2 separate regions of the Homo sapiens genome follow, and region 1 is linked to region 2. A link is a loop called in an ENCODE intact Hi-C map of the cell type or tissue named here. Cell type or tissue: PC-3. All regions are shown on one strand. Links, peaks and the distances in the headings refer to the core of each region. The heading gives the core; the rest is flanking DNA. Region 1 has its middle 330 kb from the start of LINC02403. Region 2 has its middle 280 kb from the start of LINC02403.

Region 1 (11,314 bases), core at 1,817-9,816, 49 kb before region 2:
TCCTCTTATTTGCCTAGCAAACATATTTTATTGTGGATTGTTTGTGTTTTTCCATTTTAACCTACTTCTTTATACAATCAAACTTACAAAACGCCCTGTTTTATATAATGTGAGAAATAAAATACTGAGTGTTGGAAAGGTCCACTCCTGGTCTAATGCTCTATAGATCAGCACATCTCAGCTGCTCTTCCCCACATGTGCTGGCAAGATTCACTAGGGAAACTCCAGCATTTACTCAGTGAGCCAGTAAATGAAATGCTTCCTTAAAAATATCCAGATTACTTAGATAACCTAGAATGTTGCCATATAAAAGCACCTTTTCTGCTTAAAGGATCATCCTCCACCAGGTATAAGAATGTCTCTTTACTATGGAGTCACTTGTACATAGTCTAGTGCCTGACACTGGGTAAATGTTAAAATATTTGCTAAATGTTGCTGATTGCCAACAAATTACATGAGAAAAATGGTGGAGGTTTTTATTTTCTTAAAGAAGACACAAGTAAAATCTTCTTAAGTAGTATACTTCAATATCCTATCATTTATGCAAAGTCTTCCCCATTCTTCACTTTAATTACTTCTATTTCCTCCTATTGATGCAGGATATTTTCTTGACTCCTTCATGGGATTTGCAACAGGGGTGCCCCATTTACTCAGCCTACCCCACTCAACCCCTCGCATGAGAGTGTGCGAGAGTAAACAAGTGCAGGAACCAGCCGGCTGCTTTGGCACCGGCAGGAGAAAACTCCATTCACTTGGGTGCGCCCCACTCCACCCCTTGCAGGAGGGAGCACATAGGCAAGTGAGTGCAGGAACCAGTTGGCTGCTTTAGTGCCAGCAGGAGCAAACTTCATGCAGGCCCCATAGCAGCATACAGACCGGGGTGCCTGCGACCCCAAGGCCCCAGAGGGTGTGTTACAATGCTGTCTTATCTCTACCGTCCACGGACAGCAGTGTGTTATCAGCTCAGTGGGCCCTTTCCATTGTCACATGGGGCGGCTGCCCTCTGCCAGTGAGGGCAAAGGGCCAGTGTGACAGCCTTTTTGGGTACCTGCACTTGGTAGATCCCGAATTCTTGCCTGGAGCTCAACGAGAATGAGGTCGTGTGGATGAACTGAAGGGTGGTAAATGCATTTCTCAGCAGAGAGGGGAGCTGGAAGGGGACAGGAAGGGCAGTTCGCTTTCCCCTGAAGTCAAGTTGCCTCTTCCCAACGTCCAGCCGCTTCTCCTCTCTACTGGCTGAGTCTGGGGTCTTTTAGGCACAGGATGGTTGGCAGGTGGGCCATAGGCACTTTTGCAAAAGGCAACATTCGATTGGTAAAAAGGCCCTATTCAGAAAGATCCAATCAGGAAAGAGCGAGCACACTGGGATGGAAGTTCTCACGTTGAGCTGCGGGTTTAAGGCTTTTTGGCTTGAAGGTGGGGTTTTGCCAGGGACCCACCCCTGTCTGCCTAGAGTTTCTCTGCCTCCTGCCTCTATCACTATCAGTCCTTCTATTTTATCTATACATCTATTAGTCTCCTCCTTCTTCTATTATATCAGTTTTAACATCTTTATGGCGTTAGAAATTTTTATATTTTTTATATTTTTTATATTGAGAATAGCTACCAAATCCATGAGCTAGTACGTTGTTTATCACTCATCATCTTTTCCATCAGACTCTCTCTTTGAAGTACAGTAACATTTTTTAATTCAATAAAAAGCTGTCTTCATTTAGTTTTCAGTCTTGTTTTCTTATTGCAGAAGTATGTTTTAAAAATGTCAAATATAGTAAAGTCATCATAATGCATAAGCAAGTTTTGCACTGCAGAAAAATTGACCACAAATTCTTTTAGTTGCCACAATTGTTTTAATATGCAACATTTACAATCTCCCCCAGAACGTTTTAACTAACCAGATATTTTAAATATAAAATAAAGATGCCTTAATGCAAATACCTTTAACGATGCTTCATTGTTTAGTGAAAAATATAAATCCTTTAGGCTGGCAGCTACAACTTCGCACCGTAGGGCCCTGATGCTCCCTTCTAACCAAATCCAAGTACCTACGTTACAGCAAAAATGGACTATTCCTTATTCTTCAAACATACATTTCATTCTCTCATCTTTGTTCACTTTTTTCTACCTGGTACAACCTCTTCTGTCCCACTTCTACCTTCCATTATTTTCACTTCCTTTTAGTTCTGTTTTAATTGTCCCTCCTTCCACTTTGGCTCTCTTGATCCTACCAACTACCAACTAGCTCAAGAATCTCCCCTTCCACTGAATAAGCATAATGTATACTTGTTTCTCTTACAGCTTTAACATTTTGCCTTTATTGATATTTCTTGCTTTAATGTCCTCCTATATAAGGATAAATAAAGAGGAAAATACTAATCATTTTTACTTATCATTATAGGCCCAGCCATACCAACACAATCCCTTGAACACTGTAGGTCTTCAATAAGTATTTAGTGAGTGTATTAGTTTCCTGGGGATGCTGTAACAAAAAATAATAATAATAATAATACCACAAACTCAGAGCTTAAAACAACACAAATTTATTCTCTTATAGTTCAGGAGGCCAGAAGTCTGAAATCACTTTCACTAAGCTAAAATCAAGGTGTTGACAGGATTGCACTCTCACTGGAGACTCTATGAGAAAAATCTATTTCCTTGCCTTTTTCAATGTCTAGAGTTGCATTCCTTAGCTCATGGCCACTCCTTCCAACTTCACCATCAACAAGTAACATCTTCAGAATGCTTTCTGCACCTGTCTCATCACCTTCTCCTTCATATCAAATCTCCCTCAAATCTCCCACTGCCTCCCTACCATTTTTTTTTTGAAATAGAGTATTGCTCTGTCACCCAGGCTGGAGTGCAGTGGTGTAATCCTGGCCCACTGCAACCTCCACTTCCCGGGTTCCAGAGATTCTCCTGCCTCAGCCTCCTGGGTAGCTGGGATTACAGGCACACACCACTACACCCAGCTAATTTTTGTATTTTTAGTAGAGATGGGGTTTCACCATGTTAGCCAGGCTCACCTCCAACTTCTGACCTCAGGTGATCCACCCACCTCAGCCTCCCAAAGTGCTGGGATTACAGGTGTGCATCACCACACCCAGCTCTGCCTCCCTCTTAAAAGGACATGTGATTACTTTAGGGCCCACATGGATAATCCAGGATAGTTTCCCTCTTCCAAAATCCTTAATGTAATCACATATTTTGCCGTGTAAGGTAATATTCACCCTGTTGCCATTATTCCTAAGTTCTGGGGTTTAGGACATGGATATCTTTGGGAACCATTATTTAGCCTACCATGGTAAATTTAATGTAGCAGCCTTCACTAGTTCTGTCAGTTACTTTTGTCCCTAGATGGGATGATGTAATAAGGTTCTGAATAGTTTACAAAGTGCTTTTATATTTAACCATCAGGACAGCTCAGTGAGTTCAGTATTGTTATTATCTATGTTTTTTTGTTGTTTAATATTTTTTTAGAGACAGGGTGTTGCTCTGTTGCCTCGGCATGATCATAGCTTACTGCAGCCTTGAACTCCTGGGCTCAAGTGATCCTCCTGCCTCAGCCTCCCAAGTAGCTAGAATTACAGACGCATGCCACCACACCCAACTAATTGTTTTTTAATTTGTTGTAGATACAGGATCTTGCTATGTTGCCCAGGCTGATTTCAAACTCCTGCTCTCAAGCTATCCTCCCTCCTCATCCTCTGGAGTTACTGGGATCACAGTCATAAGCCACAGTGCCTGATTTATCTATGTCTTAAACCACAGAGAGGTCCTGTCCAAAGCTGCAGAGTTGCTCTGTGAGCAAGTCGGGTTAGGCAGACTTTTTCCCTGGGACTCCCAGAACCATCAGCCTTTGATTCCTTTCTGGGCATCTTTCCCATGTCCAAAGTGCCCCCTTCTGTTAAAACTTTGTAAGCCACATTCATTTAAAGACTTTTAAAATATAACCATCTGATGTAACATTCAAAATATTTATGCATGCTGAGTCTTCACCTAACAAGCAGTTTCCCCACTGACAGCATCTGATGTCCTCAGAGGTAGCAATTCTACCCCGACAACCTCAGCTTCTGCCTATCTGACCCTGCTGAGTCTTCTGACCCAAGTAACCCACTGGGTCTGCCTTCTATCTCTCCTAGCCTTGTTAGAGAGTTCATTTTCAGAAGCCTTACTTGAAAAAGCTGTTTCTTAGAAGGAAATGACTACCTTTCAGTTAGAACTCTCTACTAATCTGGTAGGAAAATGGTTGGATCTGTCTCTCCTCACTTTTGTACAGTCTGAGTTTTCCTGACAGTCAGATGTCTTAGGCACAGCACACTCCACAGTCTGGCTGCTTCCTGGGTCTCTAGCATCTTCCCACATGGAACTGTGTCTTAGCACAGTTTGCACAGGCATGCCCTCTAATTGGAACACTTACTCTCACCCCTCCTTTGTCTCCCTGACAATACCCACTCTTCCTCTAGGGTTTAGCTGCATCCACCTCCTCTTTACAACTTCCCCCAAGCAGAGCTGACCCTGCTTTATTTTGTCCCCCAGCATATCTGGGACATTTTGCCTACAGTATTTACCAACTGAATGGCATCATTGTTTATCTCCTCACATAGGAATTCCCAAGGGACAAACATTTTGTATAGTTCTTAATCTCCCTGGGTCTCAGTTTCCTTATCAAAAAATAGTGATGATGATAATTCCTGTCCCATAGGGTTATTAGAAGGATTAAATGGATAAATATATGCAAAATAGACTAGTTCCTGGCATATGGAAGTGATCAATAAGTGCTAGCTGTCGTTATTCATGACATTTATCACACTCTGGCATTATTTTAATACGTTTGCTTATAGTCTTTCAACCTGCTTAGAAAGTAAGCTCCATAATGGCAGATATTTTTGTCTGTTTTGTTCACTAGTGTATCTGCCAGAGCCTGGGGACTCTATCATATGCCTGGTATACAGTAGGCACTCATTAAAAATTTGGTGAACAAATACATAAGTCAATAAAACTTAAGCAGCTAACATTATGCCTTTTATATAGTAGGAACACAATACAAGTTTTCTTTAAGTAGATTTTTTTCTTTAGTATCATTTTTACCTACCAGATTCTGAAACTGCACAATTGCTTTTTCAGTGAAGTATTATCCTGAATTTAGATGAAAGACATACCGTCTTCATAACTAAAAGTTCCCTTCTACTAGTTCACTTTGGTTCAAGGTTTCCTCATCTCCTGTATTTTCTGTTCAGTTGCAAGGGGTTTTGGAATATTTTCTCTAGGTGTTAAAGAAATCCTTTAAAGTATCAGCCAGGATACTGTGAAAGATAAATAGAATCTCAGGACCCCAAACTCAGTATGCCAAAAGGAAAGTTAAGCTTGGAAACTGTCACCCATACTGTTTTCCTTTTATTTCCAGATTGCTGTAATTTCACAACCCATGTCATAGCCTCGCTTCCCCTACTCCCTACTTTCACATGTAAAATGTAGGTTTACTGAGGCTAATCAGAGTCTCACAAGAATGTAACCACGTGCCTCACTGCCTACCCTCCTTCCCTCCCCACCCCCCCACCCACTCCCCACCCACTCTACATGCTCTTTTTTCTTTAAATACCAAAGTTCACAAAATCCCCTTTGGAAAAAGCATAGATGACAGATGCTCCTGTGATTCATGTTTTTTCCCTGGTGAGTCCTCAACTTTGGCTAAGTAAACCTCTAATCAATTGAGACCTGACTCAGTCACTTTTTGGTTTACAATGCTTATTTAAATGAATTGAGACTAAATAAAATTAAACATTCTTTTCCTGAGTCACACCAGCCACACCTAAAGTGCTCAATAGCTGTATGTGGCTAGTGGCTACCATACCAGACAGTGCAGATACAGAACACTCCAATCATTATAGAAAGTTCTATTAGATAGGCCTGGTCTACTAAGTTTTGCTTCAGGAACAATCACCACCAAAATCTCAGAGGTTTAATGCAGCAAAAGTTTATTTCTGTGTACCCAAAGTTTACTTCAGGTCAGGATGACTCTAAGGTACTACCTTCCATGTGCTAGCTCAGAATTATAGGCCATTTGGTTTTTGTGGCACTTCTATATCCACATATATTTCCATGAGTGCAGTGGCAGGGAAGAAAACAGTTAAACATACACCAGTTCTTATGTGCTTCCACCTGGAAATGACAGCCATGCCTAACTTCAAGGACCTGGGAAGCCCAGTGCTCTTTGAACACAGAAAGAAAAGGAAATTAGTAAACATTAGTAATATCTGCCACATTTAGCATGACTAAGTTTGTGTTCAAACAACCTCCCTTAGAAACTGCTTATCTGACCAAGGATTTGACTGGAATGGCATGCTTTCCTTTAAGGAGTCAAACTTGACTTATAGGGCCAATAAAAGCCCCTTGGGAAAACTAGCTTCATACTTTGCCTACGCAGTCCCTGTACAGGGTTCCTGACCTGTGATAAGTACAGAATGTCACTTTCTTACAGTCCCAGGAGCCCCACATAACCTTGGGACCTCAAGAGAAAAGGAATTTACCCAGTTCATAGGTATTTAAGGGTACAAACCCATGGCTGAGCTTGGCTTTAAAAAAAGTCTTATCTGAGATTCCTTATGGAACAAAGTTCCATCAAAACCAATTTTAAAAGCCTATGTAAAAAAATTATTATTCTTGCTGCACTTTATACAAATAATCAGGCCAAGTATAATAAAGCAAATTGATCTTACCGTGATTTGTCTTTAGTAAAAATGGGAAACTGCACGGAGAAAAAAAAAATATGTTTCAAGAACTATGGTACATTCATTGTTAGATTCTAGTCTCATTTTTAAGCTTTTTAAAGCTTGTTTCCTGCAATTTAGACTAACCCTGCTTATTCCTGTAAACCAACCAGTGATCTCTGGCTATAGCTCAAAAGAAACAAGAGGGATGGGTAATGTAAAAAAATCTGGATCAATATTCTAATTCTGGGCACATATTGGAATCAGCTAGCAACCCCATATCAGCTTGGTTCCAACAGTTGCCCACTTCATGGAAAGCCTTCTAATTTGGTTTATTTGGGGTAATTTTGCTTATTTTGCTTTACTGTTATGAAATACATTTGCTGTTGTACTCTTTGTGTAGGAATACAGGATAAGTTTACTGAATGTTTTCTTAAATTGAACACTTATTAATCCTCCAGATATTACCTTTTGTCAGAGTTATGAATGGTCCTTACCATGCTGATGCTTTCTGACTAAGCTTGTCTCTCTCCTTAATACAAAGGACACTAATAGTTAGGCAGGAATATCATCACTCCTATTCAGCCTGAAGAATTTATAGAAGGTGGGTCTTCATCCTCCTACAACCCTTAGGATTAAGGGTTCTCTTATAAAAGGGAGGCGAGGGAATATGTCAGAGGTGTTTGAACCAGAGCAGCTCCATCTTGAATAGGGACTGGGTAAAACAAGGCTGAGACCTGCTGGGCTGCATTCCCAGTAGTTTACATACTCTAAGTCACAGGATGAGATAGGAGGTCAGCACAAGATAAAGGTCTTAAAGACCTTGCTGATAAAAACAGGTTGCAATAAAAAAGCCAGCCAACACCCACCAAAACCAGAGTGACCTCTGGTTGTCCTCACTCCACATTGTGCAATAATTATAATGCATTAGCATGCTAAAAGACACTCCCACCAGTGCTGTGACAGTTTACAGATGCCATGGCAATATCAGGAAGTTACCCTATACTGTCAAAAAGGGAGGAAAACCTTCAGTTCGGGGAATTGCCCATCCCTTTCCTGGAAAACTCATGAAAAATCCACCCCTTGTTTGGCATATAATCAAGAAGTGACAAAAAGTATCCTTAGTCAAGCAGCCCATGCTGCTGCTCTGGCTATGAAGTAGCCATTCTTTTATTCCTTTACTCTCTTAATAATCTTGCTTTCACTTTATGGAGGAAAAAAAAACTATCTCCTTGTATGTACCCTCCTGTAATGAAGACTATGGCATACTCACTGTCATTTTAGAAACACAGTAGAGACTGTCATAAATGCTACTTCTCTACATCTTTCTCTTTGCAATCATTTTTAAATCTGATGTCTCAGGTTTTGACCTCAGCATGATTTAACCCATTTTCTACAATACATCAGAATGACCAAATCATTTTTCTGCTCAAATCCTTCTGCAGTTCCTTACTGAATACAGATTAAAATGCAGTCTCTTGGCTGGGTGTGGTAGCTCACACCTGTAATCCCAGCACTGTGGGAGGCTGAGGTGGGAGGATTGCTTGAACCTAGGAGTTTGAGACCAGCCTAGGCAACACAGCAAGACCCCATCTCTATTCTAAAACAAATTTTTAAATTTGTTTAATTTTAAGAAATGCAATCTCTTTAACATGAGATTCAAGGTCTCCCAGAATCTGGCCCACCTGCTCTCCCGAACTTATCTCCCAACATGCCCTGCACTCCAGCATTACTGCACATATGGCTGTTTTACTCCCTGGTCTTTTGCATAATTCCCTCACCTTATGCTCTTACTCTCTCTGCCTGAATGTCCTTTCTCTCCTTCCTTATCCATCGTAGTTCTCTCAGCCTTTCAAATGCCACCTTCTGTGATTTCTTCAGTTAAAATTAACCTTCATCCCATATTCTCCCATAGCTTGTATCTGACTCTGCTTACGTATCTCTTATAAGCAGCTTGAGGAAAAAAATACAGTCTTATTCATCTTGATTGTCTTACCAAAAGCTAGGAACATAGAGCAGTCCGTGCTTAGTAAATGTTTGGTGAATTTAATAACACTTTCCCTGAGAAGACTTTCTTCAGAAATTTTCCACCCAAACTATTATCATCTTGCAGAAAAAACTATATTCACAGATTAGAAATGCAATCTTTTTTTTTCAATAAGCAACCAAATAGATTTGGGTTGAAAATATAAGGAGTGGATCAATACCTTAAAATTCAAAAAAATTACTCAGTGTTTCACTCCTAAGAAAAGTAAACATTTAAGTCGTTTTGAATCAATATTTTCTAAGACTTTAGAGAAATGAAAGATTATATTTTAAAGGTTTTTAATAGAAATCAGGAAAATTAAAGCATATTTAAAAATAGCCTACAGGAACTTCCTGTGTCCTTGAAATATATGCATATGCTTTAATGTGGTAAGAGAACATAATTGTGAATTACCTCTAAAATTTCAATATCATTAAGAAAGCATTGAAAAGAGATTCTGAAAAGAGATAACAAAGACTTAAACTAGAAAAAGGAAGTATAGGAAAGATGTGATTTAATTTGTTAAATTATACAAGAATAAGGGGAAATACTTGAAATAATAGAAAATGGAAAAAGGGAAGACATTATCTCAAAACATCTGGAGATGAATGATAATCATTTCCAAATAGGATGAAAATCTAGAAGAAATATTATCTCAATGATAGTCTACATAAAAGGAAAAATCTGGGAGGTTTTTCACAGTCACCTACAGAGATTATCTGTAAAATAAAAGGTAGATGACAAACTGATAACGACATAACAGGCTATTTCCTAAGAGAATGTTCTCTGTGGGAGAAAAGATATTACAGTTGATTTTTCAAATTTGAGTTTTTAAAAGTTTAGCTCTATTAAAAAATATGCCCTTCCTCATTTTCAAAGGATCACGGGGAACATATAATCACTCTTTCAAATACCCTTTTTGGAGTAAAACAGCTGCTTTTCTTACAGATGGCCCAAATCATCAAAACATCATGGTGGATGAGCTCTTTCCTAGAAAAGTCAAGGAAAAACATCAACACTCTCTGATGAGCCAATCATAAAGATGGTAAAGAGTCTATTTGTGCCCAGATGGCTGGCAGCATTCTTTAACCCTTACCTTTGATTCAGCTGTTGTGCCCATGCTAAATAGATCAGCTCAATTAATGTAGTATCCCCTGGGATCAGAGCCACAGGTGTCATCTCTATTCAGAGAAGTGAGCTGTGCTCAGAGAAAAACTGTGCTATAGCCACAGGAGGTTGCTCTGTGGTGGTCATCCAGCTCACAAATTAATGTCATTGGTTACAGAATCTGGGTCAAGATCCCCAATTCTTGAGGGTGGGAGAGAGAATATCTAAATTTCTTTTAAAAATGTATCCATGGACTCCAGTGAATGAGTTTCTACCCAGCCTAGAGGACAACCCAGATGGCTGAGTTCCAATTTGCCCTAAGATTTAAATATGCTGTAGGAAATGAAAAATGAGAGTCTCTGAGAAAATACAGAGAATGCAAGGTCCATTCTAGAAGAGCAGCAAGGCCTTAAAAGGTCTAATTCTTTAATGCCTAGAATAGATGTCTCAGAAGTGGGGCTGGCTGGGAATGACTCGTGCTGTCCCATATAAGACAGTAAGAATCTGCTCTATGCCCCTATGGGACACTAACCCAGATTCCGCCATCTGACTTTTTCTGACCTCTGTCTGATTACCAAGCCAGAGCTGGTCTGGAACACACATCTTTTCTTGGTATCTAATGCCTCAATCCATCGTATGACTAGCCCTCCTGACCTGTTCTTGCTTTGGCACTACCCAACACTTTGTCCCAATCTTCGCCTATCTCTTAGGCTCCAGGATACCATGTGCCCCATCAACCGTAGCCTGTTGGTTCACATCTCCAGCAGAAATGTGCAGAAATCACAGGAACAAAATGGCCCTTTGCTCCAACTGACCCAACAGGATAGCAGAAAGACACCCAAGCTATGCCCTGGGCAACAGAGAGAGAGACGCAAACATCACATTGCTCACAACATGTCTCTCACTTTGCCATGACTTGAACACAGCATCCACTCGAATATCCTGATATCTTCCTTCATGATGTCTTCTCTATAAAGGAAGCCTCTTTCCACCCACTTCCCCCTTAGTGCCCATCTCCACCTCTATTCCTACCACTCATTAAGCCAGTGTTAGGGCATGTGGGGTTCATATATTCCCTAACAGAAACAGAGTCATTGGGGATTTCCAAATTAGTTAAGATTATAACCTTGAAGTCGGGTAGAATCCCAACACCCCCACCTTCTAGCCATAGTAACATATTCATAAAATTAGTCTGATATTCATTTTTATTTTTAAATCTTCAAAAGACTATGATAACTAATCTCATAGGTTTGGCATGAAGATTGTATCAGATAATGTGTACAACGTACCCAATACAATACCCAGCTCATAGCAAGCAATTAATAAGGTAAAATATTATCCCAAGTCTAGACCATACAACAGAGACACCATCTATCATGTTCATCACTGTATCCCCAAAACTTAACACAGTGCCTGGTATAGAGTGGGCACTAAATAATTATTTGATGAATGAATCAATTAAACAGTAATGAAATGC
Region 2 (11,314 bases), core at 1,298-9,297:
ACTCATGTTTAGAGACTTATTTATTATTAATTCTTTAAGTCAGACTTTTCACTAACAAGACCTGGCCTATGTATTAGTGCTTTTTACATTTTTCACAGCAGGTCACTTACTCAACACACAGAGTTTGGTGAAAATATTCTGTAAACCCAATTCTCTCTGTCCATGAACAGCACAATCTGAGTCCCAGACACCACTACTTTTGGGGATCTGTTCCTCAAGGTCTGTGTGAATTTATGGCAGTGAAATGAAAATATTAATTTCAATTGGATTAGTTCCGCTGTTGCATGTAAATCCACACCAAACGTGCCAAACCAAAATGTAAATTCTTTCATATGCCAGATTTGCAATCTTATTCATTGTATTTAAAAATTTTGCAGATATTTAAAGACAAAAACATGCATACAGACTTTCTACTGAGGCATAAGCTATATCAAACTGGCAGCCTGTTTTTCTTCCTGTTTTTTTTTCAGAGGTGTTAATATGCAGCAGACTTTACAGGGGAGCTCCCCCCAGACTCTGTTAATGCACTTTTGTGGGGCTGTTTTCTTATATATAATGATGGTGTTGGACCAGACAGCATTTCATGTCCCTGCCAGCTCTGATCATCTATAATACTATGATTTAACTTCTACAGTGTGTGATATAAGGATTGCTTACTTCTGCTCCCTCACATTCCAGAAACATAAGAAACTTCTCTACTTCCAAGGAAGGGGAGTACAGGAACAAATATTTGGGTTCCCTGTCTCCATCCCCTTACTCACTCCTCCCAGGGGAAGAAGGAGTAACTTATCCAATGGGTGAGGCAAGGAGCTCCTGAAATCCATGGGACCTTCTTTACCAAGAGTAAGGTCACAACATCAAAGTTTACACAGCCAAGCTCCTTGCTCTCTTGACTCATTTGTTCTTATGCTGGGTGCTCTCTCCACCTCTGCCTCCTGCCGCAAACAGCTGGGCCTCCACCAGGAGACCCAACATTCTCTAGCTTCTCTGCTGAGGACTTACAGGCAAGTTTCAGCTGGGATATAAGAGGCCAGGCCACCATTCTCTAAGTCAGCTTTCCTTGTATAAAACTGATAGTGTACTTGAATCCCTATTTGACAACTGGTACCCATTATCAATTATTTAAACATCACAGGCAATAATAGTCCCAAAATAAGAACCCAAGCTGGATATCATCTGCATATTCCAGAAAGTCAGGACATGTCCCCTCCTAGAGAAGAGGATATGACTAAACCTTGGAGCCCAGTGGTTGGGTCTCATCTTCTTGGCAACGTGTGGTAGAGTAAGAAATTCACAAACAGTGAATCAAGTCAAAGCAAAGAGGAAGCTCTCTAAGCATGGTCCACTGTGTGAGGATGTTTGTATTGTTTTCCAACCCTGCCCCAAGCGAATTTATCCCAAGAATTAATCAAAATAACAAACTTAAAGAGGAAGGTTAATGAACAACGTCTAGCATCAGGCAAACTATAACAAACAGAGTCAAATTATTTGGTTCCTTAAAGAAATAAATACATAAAGGCACTTGTAACAGATAGGGACCCTGTTTCCTCTCCCATTTACCAGCGATAGGAGTGGAGCAAAAGTAAGCCCTGTCTCAAGGCAATGACAGGAACAGCAGCTATAGCTAAGAGGGGCACAGCAAATATGGAGCAAAGACAGGAGAGTGGATACTGCCAGGAGTTATGGCTCAGAGGAGACACTTGGGATAGGATCCCTGAATGTCAGGACCTGGTGACTGGGGTTCCAATAACTTTTCACAGCTCACCATGGAATATCAAAGGATCATTTGTCACAATGAATATTCTTAAACCAGCATTGTCCAATAGAAATATGTGTAATATGTACATATATACATATATATTTTCTAGAGACATCAAATAAGTAAAAAAAAAGATGAAATTAACTTTAACCTGATATATCCTACATATATATATATATATATATATATATATATATATATATATATATATTTGAAGACAGAGTCTCACTCTGTTGCCCAAGCTAGAGTGCAATGGCACAATCTTGGCTCACTGCAACCTCCACCTCCTGGGTTCAAGAGATTCTCCTGCCTCAGCCTCCCAAGTAGCTAGGATTACAGGTGCCCACCACCATGCCTGGCTAATTTTTGTATTTTAGTGAGACAGGGTTTCACCATGTTTACCAGGCTGGTCTCGAACTCCTGACCTCATGTAATCCACCCATCTCAGCCTCCCAAAGTGCTGGATTACAGGCGTAAGCCACTGCACCTGGCCAGCAAAAATATCACTATTTTAATATGTACTCAATGTTTAAAATATTAATATATTTCCATTTTATAAAAATATTAATATATTTCCATTTTGAAATTTCATTTCCATTTGAAATACAGTGTGTATTTTATACTTACAGCATATCTGAATTTAGCCCAGAGAGAGTTTAAGTGCTCAGTAGCCACATGTATCTAATGGTCATGACGCTGGACAACATAGTCTTCAACAATACCTTAGAAGCTGAGTAGAGTGTGAAACCCAGATGTCATATATGTATGTATACAAGAAAATATTTCCTAATGGCTGTAGGAGTTATAAACTTTGAACTCTAAAGACATTACTACTTAGCCAAACTGTGGATGATTTCATCTCGCAAAGGAGATGATGTCTTAATCTATAGCCACTGTTTACCCTCATATTGTAGGTTTCATCTTAAGGCCCAAAAAAAAAAAGAAAAAAAACTTGTATTTCAGGATGTCAAAAACCTGGCCACAAAGCTGTATTTTAAAATCCACAGCTCTTACACATTCAAGATTGGCTTCTCCTGAGCAAACCTCCCTCTTCCCTACCACAGCTCTGGGTTCATGTGAATAATTGATGACAAATTTGCCTCTGCTCCCAGGAGCAAACCAGTGAACTGAACTGTTGTCCCTTGTCTCACTGGGCATCAAACAAAGCCTGATCTCATAAGTTTCCAAGAAAAATTACTCTTTTCTACCCAAGAAAACATTTTCAGATTTCTGCTAGTAAGAGATTAGCCAACAAGGGAAGGATTTTTTTTTCATCAAAATTTGAATCAACGAATCAGTTTCCTGTCCTTTACCTTTGCATACTTCCTTAGTAATCATGAAATTGGAGACACAGCTGATGATTTTTAAGAAAAATATATCCTCCTATTTCTATGAAAATGTGCTCGAGAGAATAAGATGGGTTGCCTAATATCAAAGAAAGTAATCTTATTTGAAGAATAGGCCTCCTGTCTTATATAGAGACAGCTGATAAATTAAAATGAAACAGAAGAATTAAGTAAAAGTTTGCTTATGTTTAAAGATACATAAATTAATGCAGCCTGAAGGCAATCTCAGCTTTAATGCCAACAAATCATACCATTTTTACAAGGTTTTGCCTACTGATTTTACATTAAAGAATGGATAGCTAATAAAGCAAAAACAAGCATCTTCTTACAAAAACATATATATAGCAAGGATAGAACAAATAGACCTTTTTTTCGCCATTGAATTAAATTCTTAGCTACAGCAATTAGCAGTTGCCAAATGATCAATACCTGAAATTGATTCGCTTGGGGAACTTGTGAAACTAGATCTTGACAGCAGGAGATTAGTGACCATCAGCGTGCTGGTGAGAAATCACAAATAAAGAGAACTTTGGATAAAGAGTGAATCGATGGTTTCACCATGTGTGAACACTGCTCCCTTTGCAATTTAGTTGTAGAAGCTCAAAATGACTGAGCACGACTCAACAGAAGTGACCTGACTTTTTGAAGTCCTGCAAGAAACACATCACCCCTGAACTCATAAGATCTTAAGCATACCCTCAAATTCTCAGGACTACAGTCATCCAGACAAGTCCAATCTCAAAAGATATACTCTGTTTGTTTATGTGCCCCTTCATCACTAGCACATTTTGTATTTAAGCCCTGAGGCTAATTTCTCCCAATGGTGGATATCAGTAAATGGTGTTTAAACTCTTTTGTATTAATGTTGGCATTCTCTGGAAATGGATCTCACTAATATTTAGGCCCTGTGGCCACAAAGGTACAGAACCTGTCTTTGCCATGCCTCCCCAGGAGCAACTTGCAGCCTCCTTTTTGAAATAGACTTATAAAGGATACAACTCTATTATTTTCTCCTCAGAAAGTGGGCAGAAAATATTTCAGGACTGAGCTTCATTTAGTAAACATAAAGGTGGTATAAAATTCCATACAAGAAATGCAGTAATTATTGTTTCAAGTGTCAAAAACTATTGAAGGCTACTTTTTTTTTTTTTTTTTTTTTTTTTTTTTGAGACAGAGTCTTGCTCTTTCGCCCAGGCCGGAGTGCAGTGGCACTATCTCGGCTCACTGCAACCTCCGCCTCCCGGGTTCACGAAGGCTAAATTCTTTAGTGGCCCATTTTAGGAAGTAGTCCATGACCTCTCCAGGCCAACCAGAAAAAATCCACCCAGAGAACGTACCTTCTGGGCACCTGGGACTTCAGTTTAGGCAGCAGCATTTGGATGCTCTAGATAGTGCCCTGGAACCTGAAAACAGATTTTGCTGGAGACAATTAATCACTTGCCTGTCCATATCCCCTGCCCTTTAAGTGTGGCTGAAAACCCCAGATGTCACTCCAAAGAGAGCACATAAAATCCAGCTGGGTGAGCATGGTAGTGCATGCCTGTAATCCTAGCTACTCGGGAGGCTGAGGCAGGAAAATCGCTTGAATCATGGAGTCGGAGGTTGTCGTGAGCCAAGATCATACCACTGCACTCCAGCCTGGCAACAGAGCAAGACTCCATTTCAAAAAAAACAAAACAAAAACAAACAAACAAAAAAAAAACAAAGAATCCAGCTGGGTCACATACTCTGTGTCTCAGGGACACACCAGGGTCAGCCTCCTGTCTGGACCCATGGTTTCTTGCTTCCATATATTTGGTGCTATGATTCCTCTGGTTTCACATTCAGGTTCCCAATATCGGCATCAAGCACTTTTACTTGTAGACAATTTGGACTCTCTTATCTGACTTACTACTGTCTCGCTCTACCCTAGTCATTGTCAGCCCTAGCCATACAGATTAGCCCCCTGTCTACATCGTCCATCTACAAGAGAATGATTGGACATTGCCTGCCTCAACTCCCAAACACCACATCTGACAGGTCCTCCTTCTCTGTGCTCCACCTCCCTGTGGGATACTTATCAGTTACTTGAGTTTGAGGTGGCCTTCCTGCCAGGCTTTAGCCTTTGGATCTTGTGTTGGGATGGGTAAAGCTAAATGTCAGTCAACACAAGCAGCTAAATCTATACCCCCTTCCCCAACTCCTCACCCACCCCTGTGAGCTGAACATTCCCATGCCTTATTTATACCCACTTTCTTCCCCACTCTACGCCATTTCTCTCCCACTTAGTCTGCCACATTGCTGGCATAGTTACTGGACCATTCCTAGCTCTTTTCTGTGAAAATAGCAGCTCTTAGAGTGACATGGATTTCAGAGAATTGAGTAGTAGTCCAGGAGGTGGACATCTTTTCGTCTCATCCTAAGTTTAGCCATCAGTGGTATTTCATTGTTCTTTTAAAGTAGTTTTCTAGAACATCAAATACATGCATATTCATCAGCTGCTATCTATATTAGATTATCCACGCTTCTGCCTTCTTACATCAGTGCAGTTAATCAGGAGCCTTAAAAAGTAGAGTTGCCCCGGGAAGTCTGAATTTTTTGGCAAAGTAAGTGTGTGCAGAGCTAGCAGATACCCTTGCTGTATGTGTTGACCTCTCATGAAGGTGCAAAGGAAACTGAAAAGCTTCAAATACTTCCAATGATTTGAAATGATTTGGGAGGAATTTTATTTGCTCATAAGACTTCTCTAAAGGGAATTGCATTTTGAACTGTTATATCACATATACATTTTTATTGCCATTTCTGTTCACTCAGTCATCCAAATACCAAGTTAGAGCATTGGACCACTGGACACAAGGATGAATTCCAAGAAGATTAGGGAACCAGAAAAGTGCAGAATGGGTTTAATGACTCGTGGGTAAAGCATTAGTCATTGGCCATAAACCAATAGGGAACCAGAGACACTGGGAACAAATTCAGGCTACAGAGCAACAGGCTCTGCAGATTCCACTCAACAGTAAAGGCAGCTGACTCAACACTTACACCAAGTTTACACAGCAGAAACCCTAGATGGTTTATTCTACTTCATCTTCAATTTAACCTTTTACAATCAAGGTCTCCTTTAGCATACTAGGAGGACAACACCAAAAAATGATTTATGAAAACATATAATTCCCAAGAAAGAGAACAGTGACTTTTAATACCCAAATACACATAATACTTTACTTACACATAAGTAAAAGGCTGCAATAATTAAGCTTAAAGTATTTTTAATGAATGCATTGAAATAAAGCTCCTAACATAAGGGAATATCTAGTGGTTTCATGGGTGACTAGGAACTAGGAATTTTAGCTCTGCCTAATTCTGCCTGAAATGCAGGTTCTAACTTAGTCTAGGTGGATCCCTTGTGTGTTCTGTCTCCCCATTTTAGACACATGGGGAGGAATGTGTACCATCTCAGGATCCTTTCCAGGCCTTACCACACCTCTGAAGGCTTGTCTGACCCTTCCACTTGCCATAAAGTAAATTATACTCCTCTCTGTACCACTTCTCCATCCTACAAGTATTTCCTTTTTTACACATATCCATTTGTATTAGTGGTTTACCAGGTGGTACTAACCTCCTGCCCACTACCCAGTTCCTCTTCATATGCTATTAACAGAGATTCATTATTACTTAAGGCTGACAAACACACTTTGTCAGGGATTGAATTGGGCAAGCCATATGAAGTTTAGAAAAGGCATAATGACTTTAGATTAACTGGCCAGAATTGTGGTTTCCAGAGTCTTGGGAATTCTGATCCAAATGTCTTTAGTTAATTAAACAACCAGTAGGATAATCATGCAAAGAGCATGGATTTTGAAATCAGAGAGGCTTGGATTCCAACTCCAATTCTGTCTCAGATATGCTTTAATTCCTTCATTCTACAAGTATATATTATGCACCTGCTCTGTTCCAGGGTTCCAGGCATGGTTCTAGATGCTGGAGGTATAGCAGTAAACAAAACAGATAAAAGAATTTAAAAATTGTGACTCCAAAAGAAAATTTAGGGATTCTCTAAGCAGCAATTCTACCCTCTTGTTTTACAAGTGAAGCAAAAGCAATTCATGGAAGTAAAGTATTTTCCACAAGTTCATGCAGCCACTTGGTAATTGAATCAGGGTTAGAATTCAGGTCTCCTGATTTTCAGGTTAATGCTCTTTGTACCAAACCAACACATAGTCAAATCATTAATCTTAAACAAAAAGTTAATCTCAAAGTATTTATGACACTGTTTTTTAAATGAAAGTAAATTTCTTTGACTATAATGTTCTATATCACTGTAGGATGACTACAGTTAACAATAATAGCTAGAAGGAGGATGTCGAATGTTCCCAACACAAAGAAATGACACATGTTTGAGATGATTTTTGGAAAAGCTATGTCAAGAAGGTCATCAGTTAGGGAGTCTCCGTGGGCAGCTTCTCATGTCTCTTGCAGTTCCCCCACACTGCAGCACTGGTCAGCCTATTTGTGACGGAGCTCCTGACATGTCCTGGGAAGCCCATGCCTGCAGCTGCTCCTTGAAACTCCTTATATGCCTACCAAAACTGCTTTCTCACCAGCCACATCTCCCCAACCTACACCTGAGATCCAGGTAACCTTTCTTGCTCTAACACACAGCGTCTTATTACTGCACTCGCCCTAGGTTATAAAATACCAATTAGGAGTCACAGCTTCTCAATTACACTACCACAAGATTAGGATAACTAGTCTGTGGGCTTGTGCTCTACTAAAAGGCCATTTATCTACCTGATCTTGGCCCATCGTATGCCATATGAAAAGGACATGAGCTTTAGTATCGGACAGTCCTGCATTCAAATTCTCCCTCTGCCATTTTCCAGTTGTTTGACTGTAGAGAACTTGCTTGAATTATCTTGGTTTTCTCATTCCTAAGGATAATGACACCTTATTATAATGACACCTTAGACATGCAACACAAATACACAAGTCTACTGTTTATCAAATTGTTCCTTGTAGCTGTCAGCATAGCTAAAGTCCATTGCACAATGTATAATGTGTTCACCTGTAACCTAATAGCATTTTGTTGTTGTCTCCTGTTGTGTGGGGTCTAGGGCACTGCTGCTCAATCAGTGTGTCCACAAGACTTTCTTAGTATTAGGAATACTTTTCTTCCTTTTTCCAATTCTTAACAAGCAAAGAAAAGAATAGAACTATGGTTCTCAGCTGCTGGTAAACATCAAAATCAACTGTAGAACTTTGTCAAAATACTCATGCCTGGGTCCCAATTCCAAAGACTCTGATAGGAGGTCGGGGGTATAGACAACCCTATGAGTTTTCAATAAGCTCTACAGATAACTGTAGGACACACCAATGGTTAAGAATCACTGGGGTAGCCAAGCACAGTGGCTCACACCTGTAATCCCAGCACTTTGGGAGGCCGAGGCAGGTGGATCACAAGGTCAAGAGATTAAGATCATCCTGGCCAACATGGTGAAACCCTGTCTCTACTAAAAATGCAAAAATTAGCTGGGCATGGTAGTGCACACCTGTAGTCCCAGCCACTCAGGAGGCTGAGGGAGGAGAATCTCTTGAACCCGGGAGACAGAGGTTGCAGTGAGCCAAGATAGCACTACTACACTCAGCCTGGCCACAGAGCAAGACTCCATCTCAAATAAAAGCAAAAAATAAATAAAAAAGAATCACTGGGGTGAAGAATGAACGTAGTGGTAACTGGCAACTGTGGTAAAGAGCAAAGGATGGATGTAACCCAATATGTGTTTGTGTCTCCATATATTCAAAAGATGCTCAATAATGGTTCAAAAGTAGAATCCCAGAAATAAGCTTTTATAGCCAACCAGGAGGTTTACAAATCATCTAGACTGAATATTTTCAATCATTTTTCAGCCCATGAATTCTTTGTTAAAGAAATGGCTCTGAAAGTTGCTTTTTTACCCCAACCTTAAATTTATGTACATGGAGCAAAACCTTATCCACCTCTCTGTCCCATGTCAATTGTGCGTGTGTGTATGTCTCTGTGTGTGTGTGTATATGCATGTAAAAGGATTCAGTGAGATGCCTGTTATTTTAGGATTACATATTTCAGGGATCATGTACACATCTGCTTTCATAATTGGCTATGGATAATTCTTTATTGAACTTCAGAATAGATTAATCTAAATTCCAATTATGAAGAATTATGGTCAAATATATTCTAATATAAATACAAATCAATGTGAATCACTGAGTTAGATAAAATCTTCTACTCACAGAGTAAAAATGGAGCAGTTGAGTTAGTTCAGGGAGGAGAGCTAAGCCCCTCATACCTACCTCTTCTCCTTCTCTACTCCCCCAGTGGCTTCTAAGGGGACTTCAAGGAACCCCTAAGAATTCTAAGGGGATAGGGAAGATGAGAATCTAATATAAGATTCTCAGTCTGATGTATATATTTTTTCTCTATAAGCAAATTATATGGGGAACTAAATTATGATCACAATATTTCATGAAATGTATAGAATCCATACAAAATGAATTTGTTATAGCTTTGAATGTATAATTACATTGGGCTGAGAGGGCCTGAGAGAGACATTTCACAGCGATGGATGGTCTTGCCAATGGGTAAGGAAAATTCCAAGTCCTTGAGCTAAGGCTCCTTCTCCCTGGATAGTCCTAGGAGGACACTTGCCAACATCTGCCTCTGACTTTCCATTTTCTGTTCTTCCACTGCTGGCCAACTGCAGTTTTGAACGATCAGTTCTTCTTTTAGATATGTTAATATAGTTAATCAAGTTACAGTCCAGTTTTGCTGATTCCATTTAAAGTTATTCTCAAAAGTGACTTTCATGTCTTTGTCCTAGCCTGCTAGGCGCAGAGGGAACTTTTATTCTCCCTGTTTTCAAATTCATGGCTTCGCTGTCCTCTCACCCCACTGTGGAGATAACAGTTTCTGATGTTCAAATGCTTGCCCTGCCCCAAGCTGCTTCTTGTCCCACAAGTTTCTAAAAGCTGGAGCAGGACTCGATTAAAACAGGATCTTATATATTCTCTAATTTCCTTGCTTTTTATTAAAATAAATTTTCCTGCATTTGAAATCTGGTTTAAGATATCATTAAAGCTCTTATATCCTTTACTGATTAAATTTCAAGATTACTTGGATGTAAGAGACAGAAATAACACTGCAATTTACATGGTGCTTGCTATTTACAGGCACTGGAGTAACCACTTTATACATATTATTTATTTTAAGCCTTTTAATACTCTATGATGAAAGTAGCACTACCCTTCACACAGGTACAGGGAAACTGATGCTCAAAGAAGGTAAGTGATTTACCCAAGATCACGAAGTGATACAGCCAGGATTCAAAATTAGGCCCATCAAATATCAAAGAATGTAAATCACCTTTCTGTGTTCACAAATATCGAAGAAGAATTAACCTGGTCTCTGTTAGGAACGTGGCTGTTTTTCTTCTTTACTACACCACTCAACCCATGCAGAAACTGAAAGATGAAGCATATTATATTTTGGTGGTAGTCTCCCTGGTTCCTCCAATTTTGTTTGGATCCATTTGCTGGTGGAAGTATGTTCAGGGACTCCTAACCTGTGCCTCTACATCTTTGACACTGGCAGCCCCCTGATGTGCCCCAACACTTTTACAGGTATATCATTGCCTAGGAAAAGGTTGGGAAACTTTGCTTTGTGCTGTTATGGTCTAGCTTTTTCTCATAACACGGTTCCAGACAGTAGTTAGTAATCAAGCCAAACCAGCTAATCCCACATTGTGGCAGGCTGCGTGGTTAGGTGGATTCTAACGCTTCCCAGGTGTGGCTCTGCTGGCCTTCAAAATACCCACTTGCCTATATCCCCAGGGTAAAGAAGAATTTGTACTGATTGGTGAGAGAATGATATTCTGTTTACCTTAACACAGTGGGTCCTAAACCAGGTTGATCATCATAATCACTTCAGATATTCCTTAATTATGTAGATTCTAAAGCCCACTCCAAGAATTGGTCAATTTAAAAGCTCCAGGGCTAATTTGGAAGCTCATCCAGGTTACAAACCCCAGTGCAGTGAATATGCCCATGGGTGCTGGGAGCAGAAGACTTGGGTTTAAATTCTCATCTGCCACAGTGTGATCTTGGGCAAATTAATCTCTTTGAGCAACCACTTTCTCCTAGGCAGAGGAAGGTTATAAAATACTTATTTATTAGTGTGTAGGGAAAGGATGAAATC

Evidence for each region. Peaks named below come from ENCODE experiments on the same cell type or tissue, not always from the same donor. Only the 100,000 strongest peaks of a DNase experiment are listed, where the experiment ranks them.
Region 1: it touches region 2 in a loop (4-fold over the local background); 2 of 110 quality-filtered maps call a loop at or near these places.

Annotation. Positions count from the first base shown.
Region 1 is chr12:58,408,986-58,420,299 of GRCh38, reverse strand. No RefSeq gene overlaps it. Among named protein-coding and RNA genes, the nearest start is that of LINC02403, 330 kb to the right of the region's middle. In PC-3, for the core only: a CTCF peak has its summit at 3,906 (motif pointing left); DNase peaks (open chromatin) are centred at 3,849, 5,699 and 6,259; H3K4me3 peaks cover 1,210 bases; H3K27ac peaks cover 4,944 bases.
Region 2 is chr12:58,359,719-58,371,032 of GRCh38, reverse strand. No RefSeq gene overlaps it. Among named protein-coding and RNA genes, the nearest start is that of LINC02403, 280 kb to the right of the region's middle. In PC-3, for the core only: no CTCF peak of the experiment used is centred there; DNase peaks (open chromatin) are centred at 2,782, 6,012 and 6,422; H3K4me3 peaks cover 660 bases; H3K27ac peaks cover 4,547 bases.